3 separate regions of the Mus musculus genome follow, and all the other regions are linked to region 1. Evidence: chromatin loops called from intact Hi-C (ENCODE). Cell type or tissue: left cerebral cortex. All regions are shown on one strand.

Evidence for each region. Peaks named below come from ENCODE experiments on the same cell type or tissue, not always from the same donor. Only the 100,000 strongest peaks of a DNase experiment are listed, where the experiment ranks them.
Region 2: it touches region 1 in a loop (5-fold over the local background); 17 of 42 quality-filtered maps call a loop at or near these places.
Region 3: a loop joins it to region 1, with 2.5 times the contacts of the local background. A loop is called at or near these places in 15 of 42 quality-filtered maps.

What each region holds. Positions count from the first base shown.
Region 1 is chr5:64,287,420-64,291,419 of GRCm38, forward strand. All of the region lies in intron 14 of Tbc1d1 (TBC1 domain family, member 1), which reads left to right. Among named protein-coding and RNA genes, the nearest start is that of Gm38634, 32 kb to the left of the region's middle. In left cerebral cortex, a CTCF peak has its summit at 2,020 (motif pointing right); DNase peaks (open chromatin) are centred at 928 and 2,018; H3K27ac peaks cover 659 bases.
Region 2 is chr5:64,811,533-64,815,532 of GRCm38, forward strand. All of the region lies in intron 1 of Klf3 (Kruppel-like factor 3 (basic)), which reads left to right. Among named protein-coding and RNA genes, the nearest start is that of Gm31684, 3.3 kb to the right of the region's middle. In left cerebral cortex, a CTCF peak has its summit at 2,142 (motif pointing left); DNase peaks (open chromatin) are centred at 161, 1,293 and 2,132; H3K4me3 peaks cover 447 bases; H3K27ac peaks cover 1,699 bases.
Region 3 is chr5:64,511,670-64,515,669 of GRCm38, forward strand. No RefSeq gene overlaps it. Among named protein-coding and RNA genes, the nearest start is that of Gm52815, 18 kb to the left of the region's middle. In left cerebral cortex, no CTCF peak of the experiment used is centred here; a DNase peak (open chromatin) is centred at 2,048; H3K4me3 peaks cover 499 bases.

The DNA.
Region 1 (4,000 bases):
CTGGTACTCCCACACAGTAGTGGCTGCTTACCATTGTTGTCTCTGAAACCCAGGGAAGCCACTGGCTCTCTGGGTGAGGGCTCTCAGCACTGAGCACTTGGAAGGACCATACTTGGTAAAGATTCACTCTGTCCCGGGTGGTATGGCAGAGGTGCTAGTAAATCAGAGTGAAGCTGTGGCAGGCGGAGTGTGCTCATCCGAGGGCTAGGCGGAGGGCACGCAGACACACTGCTTTCTCTGAGTAGAGGACAGCGATGCTCCACCTTCGAATTAAGTCTCTGGTCTTCAGAGCCTCACTGTTGTCCCTACCACAGACAAGTGGGTGGCAGTACACTTGTCCCTGGGCAAAGTTATGCACACACTTGTCTCTTAAGTGGTTTTGTCTGTGGATTTCACTAGCTTTCATGAGATTGGGGTCCTTTGGTGATCTTGTTGAAAGGTGGATTGTTGAGGTGGGACCAGTTGCATCCCAAGCTCTGTCTCTGAAAGGCTTTCTTTCCCACTGATACTGCTGTGAATAGCCCATTTTGAGTAGTTAGGGCATAGAGTAAAGCAGCCACAGTGGGTATGATATGAGTCTTCCAGGCCTAGCTAGTCTCTGGGCCTCTGCAGTCTACACTCAGGGCTCTCCAAGGTCCAAGAGCCTCCAATAATCTCGGTTCTCAATGAATTTCTTGTTTTCTTTGTGGTGGCAGGAACGAAGACAGGGCCTGCTGGGCCAGTGCTCACCACTGAGCTGCCAGTGACCTTTTATGAGAAGGATGCGTGTGTAAGAAAGCAGGGTGCACTGGAGAACAGTGATACCGAGTAAGCGGGTAAACATGGACCTGGGAAAGCAGCGGTCTACTGGCATCCTCTGCAGGCAGGCTTTGCCCAGTGCTGTGTTCCAGAGATGCACTGTCTACACAAGTCTGCTTTCCTTGTCGAGGGCTCTCTCCTCATTGTCAGGACAGCAGAGGATGCTGGAAACCAGCTCTTAACTAGCTAGTCTGTGCTGCGTGCCCTTTAGTTTCTTTTCTCAGCGTACCATATGAAGGAGAACTCTTTGTCATTATGAAATAATTTTTAGGCAGCTCTCCACTTGGAACAGAGAGAATCTTTTTGTTCTGTTTGTGCCAGGGAACAGTTTTAGCCTTCATTTAGTTCTTTTCATTTAAGTATTTCATATCACAGTGTGCATTTTACCAACAATAGATGCCTTCAGATTTTGACATGTTTTGAAAAGGGGAAGGAAACTCTTTTTGGCATAAATAAGAGTGATTTATTGACTTGAAGCCCTTTATGTGAGTATATAGTCCAGTAAAGCCAAGGCTGAGAGTTTTGTTTTGTTTTGTTTTGGCTTATGAGTACAGCTGGGTCGGCCTAAACCCTGAAGAACTTTAGGTTAGATAGCACATGAACCAAGAAGTAAACGTTTAAGGCCAGACTAAAGCGCGTAAGGGATCTTCGGTGTGACTTCTGTGTTACTGTGCAAAAGGTGGGAAGCACTTAGTGGCTGATTTGTTTTCAAAAATTGATTTACCTCGGGGAGATTTTAATGGCTAACATAAGTGAAATAATGCAAACGCCGTCTCCATCTCTGCATTTTCTCTTGATCAGGAGTGCTTGTCTTTCACTGGGCACGGGGACTTCATTGTTGAGACTGGGTCAGCCAGGCTGCCCCTGAGCTCACTGTATAGCTGATGCTGCCCTTGAACTCTCGAATCTCCCTCCACTTCTGAGTGCCGGGGTGCCACAGGTGTGCCCCCGTGCCTGATTTTTGGTGGTGGTGGTTTTTGGTGCTGGTAGCTTGTCTTTCTGGCTTTTGTGTTGTGTGTTGTTTAGTGCGGAGGTTGGACTAAGGGCTGCATGCCTGCGGGGCAAGTACTCAACCATATGGACTTTATCCCTGGTCTTCTGGGGAGATTCTTAAGTACCCAGGCTGTCCTCTCACAGGCCAGACTCATGTGAGTTCTCCAAAACTGGGATTGCTGCCACATCAAGACCAGGCAACCTCGGGTGACTGGAGAGCCTGTCACCACTTGGTGGCAGTGTTTCTCCCTGGTCTTGGTGGCTCTGCTCTCCCATCCCCAAGAAAGAGCTTGCTTTCTTCCCCAGTACTGTTGTGTTTGAGTTAAGATAGTTGTCCTTCTGCCCACTTGTAACTTATTTGAATAGGGAGTTGTGGGTTCTGTAGGACTTTATGGGACTAGTCTCCCTTTCTTCAGGGTTTTATGGCAACGGCAGAAGCAGGTAGTGTCCAGTTGACAGATGTGATTATTTTTAATTTCTCCTCTTTGAGATGGGTCTGGCTCTGTAGTGCTACTTGGCAGCCTGTGCCCTAGCCTCACAGATACTGGAGTTCCAGGCATGTGCCACCTCCCCTGGCAAGATTGGTTTTCCTTCAGTTTTATTTAACTTTGCTTTTCGGTGGTGAATAAAGATCTGTCTTGAGATGGAGTTTTCAAACCAAGGATTTGATTGTTCATGTGAAGTTTTTGGTTTTTTGGTTTTGTTTTGTTTTTTCTTCTGTTTTGTGTTTGTTTTTGTATGTGTTGTCTTTGGCATATCATCCTAGAAGCCACTGTGACTGGCCTTGGCTGGCTGCTCCTGCCTGCACTTGTTAACACTGCTAAGGCAGCCCTGTCAGCTTTTCCTGATGCACCTCTGGAATTCAGACAGCAAGTTCGACCACTTCTGCTTGCTAGCAAGGCTCGAGGAGTAGAGCTGAGGCTTCTATACTGCAGTGTGGGAGCTGGGGGTCCTGGGAGTCAGGTGACCAGGACTTGATTGCAGCATCCAGCTGCCAGGGACTTCCTCCTTAGGGTCAAGTGACTGCTCAGAGCATGCCCCCAGGACAAAGTCCAAAGTGGACGTTTTGATTTGTCATTCTCATTTTAAATTTTGTGGCGAGGACAGGGTCTCACATAGTTCATACTGGTCTTGAACTTTGTGTAGCTAAGGCTGTCCTTGAACTCCCAATCCTGTGAGTACTGGAATTACAGATGTGATTTTCTTCTCTAGCTTAATTTGTTACCATTCAAGGTTTCAATAAGCTGTTGAGTTTAAATAAGACAATGGCAAGAAGTTTACAGTGTTTTCAGGGGAATCAAATCTGTGGACTTAGTGCAGTCTGGTCTGAGTATGACCAGCACAGAGGCTCCATGTCCTGTAGGTACTGTTCTGTACCCCCAGCTTTCCCTCCCGTGAATGTCTGCTGACAGTTCCTACTGCACCAGCCTGCTGGCCCCGAAGCTCTACACCCTCTAGCGTCCCTAGGTACAGGGATGGCCCCGAAGGGGAGGGCAGCATGAGCTCTGGGAAGGGATTCTTTCCTTGGAAAACACAGTTTATTTTTACTTACAAAGCAACTCTATTGAGATATATTTTGTATACTGTACAAATCACCCATTTAAAGCCCACAGTTCAGTATTACTATTTTTAGAGATGCAGTCAGAGTACTGAGCAGCTATTACTATAGTAATTACTGTAGTACAAGTTAAAAATCCTTAAATCACTAGATAAAGAATTTTCTAACCATCACTTCTCAGTCCATTGTCCCCACCCCTAGCTGACAGGCAGCCACTAATCTACCATGTCTCTGCAGATTTGCTTATCCTGGACACTTCCTGTAAATGCATCCACAGAATTTGTGGTCCCTCTGCTGGCTCCTCCCACTTCTCATGATGTTCTCTAAGTCTTGTGTCATGTCAGTGCCTTATTCTCTGATGGAAACTAATGCTCCGACCTGTGGACATGTTACATTCTGTTTAATGTCTCCCAGTCAGTAGACAATGTGAGTTGTTTCCACCTCTTGGCTATTAAGAATAGTGCTGTTCTGAGCATTGATGGAAAAGGGGTTTTGTGGATGATCATTAGTCAGCTATAGGATGGAACACAGGACCCCCGATGGAGGAGCTAGAGAAAGTACCCAAGGAGCTGAAAGGGTCTGCAACCCTATAGGTGGAACAACAATATGAACTAACTAGTACCCCCAGAGCTCATGTCTCTAGCTGCATAT
Region 2 (4,000 bases), 520 kb after region 1:
CTCTGAGGTAAAGTTTAGAGAGACTTCATGCACTGGGAACTACACCACCCTGACAGTTCTTTCTGGTTATTTTTAAGGTTCCAGCCATCCTTGGTTCAGGGTGGAATTTCCAGGAACTGGCTTCAGCTTGGAGCCAGTCGGGTCCCTCCCAGCCTTCCCACTCCCTGCAGGGTGGGGCCCCATGGGTGGAGGCCCAGCAGGGTGGAGTGAGGTGGGTCTCCAGTGATAGGGAGGGCACCTAGTGAGCCAGGCAGATGAGAGGCCCCGTGGCCTCACGCAGCCTTTCTGGATTTGATTATGTAAGGCCTCACCGAGGAGAACCGGGAGGGCTTAGGCGAGGCCTTTGGAGCTGTGTACACAGCAGGACTAAGACATTGTGGGTATTTTTCAATTGATCTTGGGTGGCTTGCCCTTAAAACTGAAACACAGAATTGTCAGCGAGCATAAAGGAGGAAAAACAAATGTGTAACCCAAGTACCAACCAGGTGCCCTTGAACGTCAGAGCCGGCCTGGAGAGTAATATACATTTGGGTCTCCGCAGCCCTACCGGCGCTCTCGGGGGAGGGTTTGGGGGGGGGGGGTTGGAAAGCTGGAGAGAGTCTGCCCCGTCCCTGCCTCTCCACCTGTCCTTATTTACATGTAAAATCAATTGCTTCACTTGGTCTTTCCGAAGTACTGGGTGTGGGCAGAATCTTATCTGAAGCTATGTCCTGTTTGGACAAGTTGGACTCGCCCTGGCAACTCTCCATGGGGTGGAGCCGATGGGTGGAGGCAGAAAAGTAAAATTGGGTGGCTTGTTCACGGAGAGGGGAGGGCGGATCGCCGGCTCCCTGGGTCATTGCATCCCATCTGAAGCCAAGCAATGAACCTCTCCCTTTTACAAAACACGTTAATGCAGAAATAATTGATGAGAGGCACAGATTCGGAAATATCCGGTGGAATTCTGTTCAGGTCAACAGTGGAAGAGTGAGGTGGGTGAGTCCTTGGGTGGTGTGAAAAGTGGGCACCCTTCCAAGGTAGGTGCCAGCCCCGCTAAGCAAGCCTGGCTTAGGGTGCCTGCCCCTCTGCGTTTCTGGTCAGGCCATTGCATGGTACTTCCTGTAGTACCGGTCACAGGGAGCGCTCAGAAAGTTTGCTAAGGAAATGTAAAGAAAGGGTTCTCGACAAAGGAAGTTCAGCTCCAGGGACGGCGCTTGCCCTCCTGGCCAAGATCCACAGCGAGCTCAGATCTTTACCCTGTCAGTTCCTTTGGAGAGTGAGGGTGGGGACTAGCAACATACTTACTTCCTCTTTTGAAAATTCGCTTGGGAGCGTGAAGAAGGTGCTGGCGATTGTTGCTTGTTGGGTTGTCTAAGTAGTCTGTTCTCTGGACACCTGGCTGAGGTTCCCCTTTGAAGGGAGCAGGTAATTGGGGCAAGCCTTAGGGTCAGGCCTGAAGAGAGGAGAGGGAATGTCAGGCAAGTCTTGCTTTGTCCTCAGCAAACAGAACTCTTGGCTCTAGTTAGCCTCCACCTCCATTCATTGCCTCCCTTAGGAAGTAGTTGTACCGGGAGCCTCACAGACTGTAAGAGCTGTATCATTTCTAGAAGTCGCCTAAATGATTCTCCAGGCTTCTAATATATACTTCTACAGTTACATGCTGACAGAAACCTGACCCTTGGTTTGATAATCTGCAGTCAAAAGTAGAAGAGGGGAGGGCTCCCGAAGGCACATCACTTTTCAATGAAAATTCGGTTTGACTAGCCCTTCCCCACAAAATAACCCAGTTGTCCCCATTATGGGAAATTATTTGGGGGAAAACTGGTTTTTCCTATATTGTTGGTTTTTTAAAGCACCTCAGTAACTTCTAAAAAAAAAAAAAAAAAAAAACAAAACAAAACAAGTTTTGCCCCCCCGTGCCGTTTTTTTTTCCCCCTGGCATTGCCTAATTCAGATTGAGAGTGTTTAGCTAAACAGAACTAAGATGTAAAGAAACAACCACATTCGAGGCTTTCTCATTTCTGCAATGCCTACATAAAGTGGTTAGTAAGATTCCTCAGCTTGGTTAAAACCCACAAGGTTTTAAAGACCCCAAGGCTGGCGTACAACGCCAATCTTCTGCCAGCGTCTTAAGGCTCCAAAGCCTGTTTTCGTGCGCCACCTACTGGTTCTCTTTAGAATTGCTGCTAGGGTGGTAAGTAAAAGACTTGCGTCTTTGGTTTCAGAATCCCTTTTGAAAAATGAAGGAGATGTGGTAGTATGCACCTGGCAATCCAACACTTGGAAGGCAGGTAGAGCTCTAGGTCAGCCGAGGCTATATAGTGAGACTCTGTTTTAAAAGAAGAAAAACGAGCTTTAAAAAAAGGATAACGATAACTGCAGAGCACTGTCCCTGGATAACAGCGACTGCAAACCAAGTTTAAAGATCCCAGTTCTTACAGGTCTTAGCTTACGTGTTAGTTACGTGGAAGGCACAGTGGTAGTTCTCTTCTCATTCTATCCTGATTTAAATATTAACTTTAATTCAAGTAGGAGGGATTGAACCCAGGCAGGGCCTTGTGGTGCTAGGCCAGCTATTCTGCCAAGAGTTGTACCCCTCTTCCCTGGTTCCTCACCAGAAACCATAAAGCCCAAAGCAATGGCCAGGGTAGTTGGTACAGAAGAATTGCTGCTGTTGTTTTTGCACAGGCAATCCGATGTGTGTTGGTGTGCTCCGTTTTCTTCCCGACCTTTCTTTGTCTTTCCCTGTTAAACGTTTAACTATAATGAACAACTTAACCATCATCACACAGGCATGCAAAGCTGCTGCTCCCAACTCTTGGTGAGCCTAGGACGGCCTTGAACTTGAGGCATCCTCTTGCATCGGCATCAGCTTTATCCTGAGTGCCGAGATCTAAGCATACACAGCCTCACCTGGCTTCCCCTTGAAGCTCTTACTAACAGTTGGGAGGCTCCGGGCATCATTCATCTTGCTTTACATATTGCTCTGGGGTTTGAAACCAATAAATGTAGTCAGGTGTGAGTAGAGTACGTACTACAAATCCAAAAACTGCACATCTGTGGAGATGAGTAATTGAGAGGGAAGATGATCTCGTAACTTGAGAAAGGAGTGTGGTCTGCGTCCTTCCTGTGAGAAGCATCGCCTCCTCGAGGCTGGGTTAGACCTTCGAGGCCTCAAAGCCTCTGGGCTCCTTCCTTCCACACCTGGGGGTGTGAGAGGCAAGATAAGCATCTTATGGGATAGATCTGAGGTGTTGTTAGGAAGCTGCTAAACTGTCTGACCTTATCAGTGGGAGAAGAACACCTGTTTGCTAGCTTTAAGGTCTCTAAAGATACTGGAGATACACCTTTCTTCTCTAAGGGTGGGGCACAGACAGGTCTTAGAGCCCTACCTGTGTGTGTAGTTGCTCAATTAGGACCAGTTCTTAGATGCCAAAACACAACAGGTTTTCTTTCTTCCTAATAAGATCACCCAGTTTTCGTTTGTTTGTTTGTTTGTTTGTTTGCTGTCATTTTGTCTTTTGCGAGGATACCTAAGAGGGTAATGGCACCATGGAGTTGAGCAGCCTGGTGTCACATTGTATTTGCAGATTATTATACATCCTAGGGTCTAGGACAATTAGTTGTGAAGTCAGGGCCTTGTGTTGGTGGGTAGAATTTACATGTTGCCATGAAAATTAAAAGAGGTTCCAATGACATGCTGAAGGACAAGAGCCACCTGGCACCACATTCGGGCTTATGTATGCGTATGTCTTAACTGCTAGAACACAGGTATGGATAGGCGACGTGGGCACCGCATTCTCCATACTGAGGTAGCAGATGCGAAGAGTCTAGAACCTGGACCTTCTCTTAACGATTTTATTTTTATTTGAAATGACGTGTCCACGTGCAGGTGACTGCAAGTGCCCGTGGAGGCCGGGACAGGTGACTGCAAGTGCGCGTGGAGGCCGGGAGAAGGTGCTGATGGAGCCCATGGGTCCCCTAGGGCTGAGGTTACAGGCAATTGTGAGCCACTCTGATG
Region 3 (4,000 bases), 220 kb after region 1:
AGTGTACCCAACCAGAAGGACGGCCAATGCTCCTTCTGGGGATTCTGCCTTATGCTTGTATTTGTGATGCCCTTGGTAGGAAGGAAGGGGTTGAGGCAGTGCAGGGGAGGAATACCTTATCTGTAGTCTTACATAGGGATTAGGTTTTTTTTAAGTTACATGTTTGTTCCTGGGCTGGAGAGTAGGCTCAGTGGTTAAGAATACTGTCTGCCCTTCCAGAGGGCCTGAGTTCAATTCCCAGCAATCACATGGTGGCTCACAACCATCTGTAATGGGGTCTGATGCCCTCTTCTGGTGTGTCTGAAGACAGCAATGGTGTACTCACATATATAAAATAAATAAAGTATTTTAAAAAAATAATAAAAAGGTTTGTTCCTTCTTGTAAGACATCAGGGGCCAGTTTAAGGGCTGAGTGCTGTAACATGGAGTTCCACAGGCATCGAGAACTCTCCCATTTTTGTTTTCCTACCATCTTTATTGTACTTCTGCTTGGAACAAGAGGGCTACTTGAATCTCAGCTACCATAACCCCAGCTATCAAGGAGAGTAAGGAGGTAGGACACATTGCTTTCTCAAGTTGAGGGCTTCCCCTATGAGCTGGTCACAGCGTTTCTGTGTGTAGCTCATTGGCCAGACTTTAAATGGCACAACTGATTCCAGGCCTACTTGAAAATGTAATCCACCGTGTGTCTGGTAAAGCTCCATCAACAGAAAAGAGAGAAAGGATGTTTCTATACACAAAAAACAGTATCTATCTCTGCCCAAGCACATTCGATCTTCCTACGATGAAATCCCACGAGTCGGATGCAATGATCCTCATTTTACAGGGGGAGGAGAGTATGTCTCTGAGAGGCTAACTTGTCCAAGAGGTTAGCTTGTCTACGATGGAAGAAGCCACCGGCAGAAGATGTGGGATCCTGCCGTGTACACCTGACCCCAGAGGCTGAGCGATTCTATCTCTGCCCCTCAGCAGATCATGGAGAAACAGGGGTACCTTCATTCCTGCATAGACCCTGATTGTGGCTTTTCAATATTTGTTTTTCCTGGCTAAGATGTAGGTGTGCCTTTTATACCCAAATTCAGTGGAGAAAGCAAATGTCTTGCAAAGTAATCATGGCTAGGGCAACCATAAGGTAATGGAATGGCCAGCGCAGACCGCAGACTCAGTGCCCCGAGATAACTGTGGTCTAGCCCAGGGCCAGCTGCACTGATGCGGCACATAGGACGCGCTGCCTCTGCTGGAAGGACACTCTGGCCTGGAAGCTTCTCCCAGCCACCGCCCAGGTATCTGTGAACTCGCCTAAGGCACATTCATCACTCTGCTTCTGTGATGTTTGGCTTTGATCTGAACTGGCCTGTGGGTCTCTTCTGACTCCTCCTTACGCCTGGCTGGCCCTGGTCTCACCCTGGTCACTGAATGTTCTGCCTCTTGAGACCTGTGTTTGGTGAACCTTGGGTCCCGGTGAAGCCCCTTCAGAACCAGAGGAAAGCTCCAGAGAGAAGCTAATTAGCCCTACAAAGAAAGGTGAAAAGCCCAGTCCTGTCCAGGCACGAGCCTTCCTGAGCTATGCTTTCCCACATGTCTCCCTTCTCCATAGGTTTCTACTGTCCCTCGGGCATTTGCCTCCATTAGAGTCATGGCTGACCCGGGAGGCAACAGTCAGTCTTCACAGAACAAGTCTCCCGGAAGCCAGTTGAGTGCGCGTGCGCACACAATCTCATTTCCTCAGGATTCATTTTCCCTCTCATTTCGTTTATTCTTCCTTTCCCCTTGCTCCTTTGCGGGTCTCTCTTTCTCTCCTTTCTCCCCCTTCTTCTTCTCCTCTCTCCTCTTTTTATCTGGGGGTGGGGGTGGGGGACCGAGTAAAGGTAAGTAAGGGCTCTCACTGAGCCATGTCCCCCCCCCCCCCCCCCCATTCCCGGCATTCTTTGCTTTTCAAGCTTGCTTTCATACAGCACGGGTGTGTGAGTCTTTCTACAGGGTGCAGACACGGCTGCTCACAACCTGGCATGGAACCCAGTGTCCTGGCAGCTTTCCCCCTGGTTTTGAAAAGAGTATACGCTCAGAAAAGGCTTCCTGGTGGGCAGGGCTTCCGGGCTGCGCAGCGCAGATTGCCTGAAGACAGCTGAAGCTTCTGGCTGTGTACAGGTCTCCTCCCCTGTCTAGGAGTCATCACCTTCTTCAAGTTCCTCCACTGTGGGCAAAGCCACCTCCTCAGCGGGATCTGGTCCTCTCTATCCTGCCTCCTAGGTAGCGCTACGGTCAGTGATCTGTTTACCCAGAGAAGTGAGAATTTTTCCTTGAAGAAATTTTAGTCTTCTGTGACAAAGAATAGTCTTTCACATACGCATTCTGGCCTTTTAAAAAATTATAATTATTATTACAATTTTGGATTTATGATGTTTGTCCTTTATACTATTTAATATGTTTTTATTGAAATAGAACTATGTCCCTATTTTCCATTCCTTTCCGTACTCCAGACCCTCAAAGGTATAGACCCTGAGTCCCATAACCACCCACCTCTCAAATTGATAGGCTCTTTTTCTTTGATTATTATTGTTATATATGTATGATCTGTGTGTGCACACACACATGGTATATGCAACTGTTAGAATCTGCTTTTGTTGTTGGTCTGTGTATGCTTTCAAGGCTGACCACTCTAGACTAGAAGGTCATGCAGATCTGTCCCTGAGAGAGGTCACTTCTCTTTCTCCCAGCAGTCATTAGTTGCCTGTAGTTTGTTAGAAGCTGGGTCACCCCAAAATCTTTATCCTTCCATGTTAATGTGTCCATGATATCCCCATTTTCCCAGTCTTGTTTATGCAGCCATTGCTGGGGAAAAAAAAAAAAAAAAAAAAAAAGACTGCTTCAGAGCAGATTCCATGGACCTCTGGCTCTTAAAATCTCCCCCCAGCCCTTTTGCCCCATGTTCCCTGAGTCAGAGATGCAGGAGCTGTGATGTACATGTGCCCAGTGGTGTGGGGCCTCTCACAATCTGGTGGTCTCTGCACTGTGTCCAGTTGTGGTTTTCTGAAATGGTCTCCATTTGTTATAAAGAGAGGCAGTTTTGAATCCATTCAGGACCGTTGTAGGGAAAACAGTCTTGATGTAGAACATCTTCTCAGACGCTTAAGAAAACCTTTTTTTTAAACATTTATTTGGTTATTTTTTATGTATATTAGTACACTGTAGCTGTCCTCAGACACACCAGAAGAGGGCATTGGATCCCATTACAGATAGTTTTGAGCCACCATGTGGTTGCTGGGAATTGAACTCAGGACCTCTGGAAGAGTAGTCAGTGCTCTTATTCACTGAGCCATCTCTCCAGCTCCCCTAAGAATACCTGTATCAGGCCCCACATATATAGTCCTGAAGCTGAAGCCAGAAAACCTTCCTGACATCTTGCTGCTGAACCCACAGCCTTACTAGAGAAGGGTCTGTCTGTCTGTCCTCTCCACTCAGACAGGCAGAGGCTTCACTGGCTCTCTGTGTGGGACTCACTTCCATCTGCCTCAGTCTGGGGAGGTCCCAGGTACTCTATTGCAGGGTTTCCATTAGGATCCTGGACTCAGCAGTTAGGAAGGGTGCCTGTGGTTGTCTAATGGGGAAACCTATGCTGTATACGAGGGCGCCAAGAGAAACAGAATCAGGCCAGTGTTGCTTTCCTAGCTGAGGAAAGCCACATATGCGCCCAGCACATCTCGATTCTATGTGGCCAATGCCATGCGTTCCCAGCCACAATGGGGGTTCTGAAAGAGGCATGCCAGGAGAATGAATGAATGACAGAGTAATAAAAGCATTTGGAAAGTCGAGGCAGGAGGATCATGAGTTCAAAGTCAACCTAGGCTATGATCCAAGACACCACCTAACTGAATAAAACAAATAAGAATTGTCTTGGTCCATACATATTATAGACCAAACCTGACCTGACAGTAGGGTCTGTGTACAATAACCAAAAGTTCATTGTTCCAGTGAACTCCAATTATCTTCAGTACTTCAT